Linked DNA regions of Homo sapiens: region 1 is linked to region 2. The links are chromatin loops, found by intact Hi-C in ENCODE. Cell type or tissue: mammary epithelial cell. All regions are shown on one strand.

Region 1 (2,500 bases), 140 kb before region 2:
CAATCCCACTGCTGATCGGCACGGGAGTTTTTGTTTGTTTTTAAAACAATCTCATACTGTCACCCAGGCTGGAGTGCAGTGGTGCAATCTTAACTCACTGCAACCTCCACCTTCCAGGTTCAAGCGATTCTCCTGCCTCAGCCTCCCGAGTAGCTGGGATTACAGGCACGTGCCATGGTGCCTGGCTGATTTTTGTACTTTTAGTAGAGATAAGCTTTTGCCATATTGGCCAGGCTGGTCTCGGACTCCTGGACCCATGTGATCCACCTGCCTCAGCCTCCCAAAGTGCTGAGATTATAGGCATGAGCCACTGTGCTTGGCGTCCAATGACAAGAACCTTTAACTTTTTTTTTTTTTGAGATGGAGTTTCACTCTTGTTGCCCATGCTGGAGTGCAATGGCGTGATCTCAGCTCACCGCAATCTCCGCCTCCCAGGTTCAAGCGATTCTTCTGCCTCAGCCTCCCGAGTAGCTGGGATTACAGGCATGCGCCATCACACCCAGCTAATTTTTGTATTTTCAGTAGAGACGGGGATTCTCCATGTTGGTCAGGCTGGTCTCGAACTCCCAACCTCAGGTGATCTGCCCGCCTCAGCCTCCCAAAGAGCTGGGATTACAGGCAGGAGCCACTGGGCCCGCCTTTTTTTTTTTTTTTTAAATTAGTGACAGGTCTCACTATGTTGCCCAGGCTGGAGTGCAGTGGCTATTCATACGCACGATCTCCCTACTGATCAGCACAGGAGTTTTGACCTGCTCCATTTCTGACCTGGGCCAGTTCATCCCTCTTTGGACAACTTGGTCATCCTGCTCTCAAGAGGTCACCATATTGATGCTGAACTTAGTGCAGACACTTGATTGGTGCAGTGCACTACAGCCCAGAACTCCTGGGTCAAGCAATCCTCCTGCCTCAGCCTCCCGAGTAGCTGGGACTACAGGAATGCCCTGCTGCACATGGCAACAAGTGTTGTTTAAGAGACGAGAAGGGGAGAAGACAGAGGAGAAGGTCACACGCAGACAAAGGCAGGGGCTAGAGTGATGCAGCCACAAGCCAAAGAATGCCTGGGGTCCCTGGAAGCTGGAGGCAGCAAAGAAAGCTCTTCCCTTAGAGCCTGCAGAGGGAGCAAGGGCCTGCCAATGCCTTGATTTTGCACTTCTGGTCTCCAAAGCAATGAGAATGTATTTCTGTTGTTTTAAGCCACCCAGTTTGTGGCAATTTGTTATGGCAGCCACAGGAAATGAAGACAGCAGGTTTTGCCTCCTTTGGGGAACGATCTAAGACAGGGGTCCCCAACCTCCGGGTCACAGACTGGTACCGGTTGGTGGCCTGTTAGGAAGGGGCTGCACAGCAGGAGGTGAGTGACAGGTGAGCCAGCAAAGCTTCATCTGTATTTACAGCCACTCCCTATCGCTTGTATTACCACCTGAGCTCCACCTCCCATCGGACCATCAGCAGCATTAGATTCTCGTGGGAGCATGAACCCTATTGTGAACTGTGAGCATGTGAGGCATTTGCTGGCAGACTCCTTTTTTTTTTGTTCTTTTTTTTTTTTTGAGACAGAGTCTGGCTTGGTTGCCCAGGCTGGAGTGCAGTGGCACGAGCTTGGCTCACTGCAACCTCTGCCTCCCAGGTTCAAGCGATTCTCCTGCCTCAGCCTCCCAAGTAGCTGGGACTTCAGGCATGCGCCACCACACAAGCTAATTTTTGTATTTTTATTTTTATTTTATTTTATTTTTTGAGACAGAGTCTGGCACTCTTGCCCGGGCTGGAGTGCAGTGGCACCATCTCGGCTCACGGCAAGCTCTGCCTCCCAGGTTCACGCCATTCTCCTGCCTCAGCCTCCCGAGTAGCTGGGACTACAGGCGCCTGCCACCATGCCCGGCTAATTTTTTGTATTTTTAGTAGAGACGGGGTTTCACCAGATTAGCCAGGATGGTCTCGATCTCCTGACCTTGTGATCCACCGCCTCAGCCTCCCAAAGTGCTGGGATTACAGGCGTGAGCCACCACACCCAGACAGTTTTTGTATTTTTAGTAGAGACAGGGTTTCATCATGTTGGCCAGGCTGGTCTCAAACTCCTGACTTCAAGTGATCTGCCTGCCTTGGCCTCCCAAAGTGCTGAGATTACAGGTGTGAACCACTGCACCCAGCTGGTTGCACACTCCTTATGAGAATCTAAAGCCTAATGATCTGTCACTGTCTCCCATCACTCCCAGAAAGGACAGTCTAGTTGCAGGAAAACAAGCTCAGGCTCCCACTGATTCTATATTATGGTGAGTTGTATAATTATTTCATTATATATTATAATGTAATAATAATAGAAATAAAGTGCACAATAAATGTAATGCTCTTGAATCTCCCAAAACTACCCCCTCTTCCCCAGTCCATGGAACAATTGTCTTCCACAAAACTGGTCCCTTGTGCCAAAAAGGTTGGATACTGCTGATCTAAGAGACCAGAACTCAGAAGACCAGGGAGAAACAACTGCTGCCCTGCAGGGCAG
Region 2 (2,500 bases):
TGGGGGAGGTTAAAAAAAAAAGCGGGGGGAGATCTTGATGGGTTTTGGGGGTCTGGACGCACAAGGATATGTGCTCTGTGCAAGCCACTGCACAGTCCTTTAAGATCTGGGCCATTTCTATCAATCAGAAGTTCAAAAAACATCCTCCTGGGACCTTACCCTGGAAGGCATTGAAAACACCAACAGGGCTGATGTGAGGGCGCCTGTGCTGCTGGGTTACTCTGAGGATGTGAATGATAGGTGACACCCTTTCTCTTCCAGCTGCTTGAGAACTTCCATAGATTTTTTTTTTTTTTTTTTTTTTCCTGAGACAGGGTCTCACTCTACTGCTCAGGTTGTAATGCAGTGGCACGACCACAGCTCATTACAGCCTTGACCTCCCCAGGCTCAGATGATTCTCCCACCTCTGCTTCCTGAGTAGCTGAGACCACAGGCATGCACCAGTGTGCCTGGCTAATTTTTGTGTTTTTTAAATAGAGAGGCCCGGCATGGTGGCTCACGCTTGTAATCCCAGCACTTTGGGGGGCTGAGGTGGGCAGATCACTTGAGGTCAGGAGTTCAAGACCAGCCTGACCAACAAGGTGAAACACTGTCTCTACTAAAAATACAAAATTAGCCGGGCGTGGTGGTGTGCACCTGTAATCCCAGTTAGTTCGGAGGCTGAGGCAGGAGAATTGCTTGAACCCAGGAGGTGGAGGTTGCAGTGAGCCAAAATCATGACATTGCACTTAAGCCTGAGCAACTCTGTCTCAAAATAAATAAATAAATAAATAGAAACAAGGTCTCACCATGTTGCCCAGGCTGGTCTTGAACTCTTGGCCTAAAGTGATTCTCCCACCTCGGCCTCCCAAAGTGCTGGGATGACAGGCGTGAGCCACTGCGCCTGGCCCTTCCATGGATTTTTCTGAGCTCTTTTGTTCTCTCTTCCCCCTGCTCTGCTTGAGTCTTATACTCTGTGAATCTAGGACACGTCTTATAGCATATTTGATCCTCACTTCACCTAGAGTCCCCATTAGCTCAAAAATGACTGAGAAGTAGGCTAGAAAAGGGAAATTAGCTGGGCATGGTGGCGCACACCTGCAGTCCCAGCTACTGAAGAGGCTGAGGTGGGATCACTTGAGCCCAGCAATTTGAGGTTGCAGTGAGCTGAGATCTGCCACTGCACTCCAGCCTGGGCGACAGAGTGAGAACCTGTCTCAAAAAAAAAAGAAAGGGAAGGCAAGGCGGGTGCTTTTGGATGGAGATTTTGTTATCCACAATACAGATGACAATGACACCTGCTGGCCATTCTTGTATCATGCAGCGTCTGGGAAAAGAGCAGCTCGCTCAGGGGACTGAACCTCCTCTGAACTCCTAGAGGAACTCGGCACCACCCCAACAGTGCAGCCACCAACAGCCCTGAGCAAACAGGGTGCCACCTCTTTCTTAAAGCATTTTCCGAGGTACCTTCGGAGCTCAAGGTCCTTTTTCGCCGTCACGTCCTTGAGTTCGCTCAGTAAGTCCAGCACCTGCACATTTTCTTCCGAATCACCAACATCAAGTTCTCCCAGGAGGCGCTGAGTGGTCACCAGTTCATGCTGCAGGGCGTCTGGAGGGGAAGAGGGATGGTGGGCGATGGATGGCAAGGTGCCCCACGCAAGGCACACACAAGTGGAGCGGCCGACAGACTTCTGTCATGATGCTCGGCTATCGCGCTGGAACCGTGGAGAGCGCACAGGGAAGAAGCAGAAGCCAAGGAAGACATTCGTCCCTTATCCATCCCGTGCTCTGAGATTGTGGGACAGGCACATCCATCTATCCAGGAGGGCATTGGACCAGAACTGAAATGTCACTCTGGTGTCCTCAACAGAAACCAATGCAAATGTGAAAAGGGCTGTGCTGTGCCAGGGAGAATGCCTGAGGCCTCCAAGCCAGACCATGAGCAACTGAAAAACAGTCCTTGTTGCCTGCACCACTGAGCAGAAGGATGCCTGCAACTGCGGGACCTGTGTCACCTGCACTAGGACAACACGCCTCTCTACCCTGACATACATCACATCAAGGCCAGTCGTACATGAGAGTCACATTTTGGGAGCCTTTTAAGTGCCGTATCAGCCAGCCTCTTCTCCCTCCGGCTGTGGACCGAATTATGCCCTCCCCAATACGTACGTTTCACTCCAATCCTCCACTCCTAGTGAACATGACCTTAACCAGAAACAGGGTTTTGTGGATGGGGGGGAGTTAAGATGGGTGGGGCCTAATCCAGTGACTTGTGTCCTCATCGGATGCGGGAAATTTCTTTTTTTCTTTTTTTTTTTTTTTTGAGACAGAGTCTTGCTCTGTCACCCAGGCTGGAGTGCAGTGGCACAATATTGGCTCACTGCAACGTCCACTTTCCGGGTTCAAGCGATTCTCCTGCCTCAGGATCCTGAGTAGCTGGGATTACCGGCACCTGCCACCACACCTGGCTATTTTTTTTGTATTTTTAGTAGAGACAGGGTTTCACCGTCTTGGCCAGGAT

The links. Peaks named below come from ENCODE experiments on the same cell type or tissue, not always from the same donor. Only the 100,000 strongest peaks of a DNase experiment are listed, where the experiment ranks them.
Region 1: a loop joins it to region 2, with 6 times the contacts of the local background. A loop is called at or near these places in 2 of 110 quality-filtered maps.

What each region holds. Positions count from the first base shown.
Region 1 is chr19:16,909,830-16,912,329 of GRCh38, forward strand. The region is part of intron 29 of CPAMD8 (C3 and PZP like alpha-2-macroglobulin domain containing 8); the gene reads right to left. It also overlaps the pseudogene RN7SL823P. Among named protein-coding and RNA genes, the nearest start is that of F2RL3, 22 kb to the left of the region's middle. In mammary epithelial cell, a CTCF peak has its summit at 1,087 (motif pointing right); no DNase peak of the experiment used is centred here.
Region 2 is chr19:17,051,379-17,053,878 of GRCh38, forward strand. It overlaps HAUS8 (HAUS augmin like complex subunit 8), which reads right to left. Exons shown (of 11, transcript NM_033417.2): 10 at 1,447-1,588. Among named protein-coding and RNA genes, the nearest start is that of HAUS8, 23 kb to the right of the region's middle. In mammary epithelial cell, a CTCF peak has its summit at 1,283 (motif pointing left); no DNase peak of the experiment used is centred here.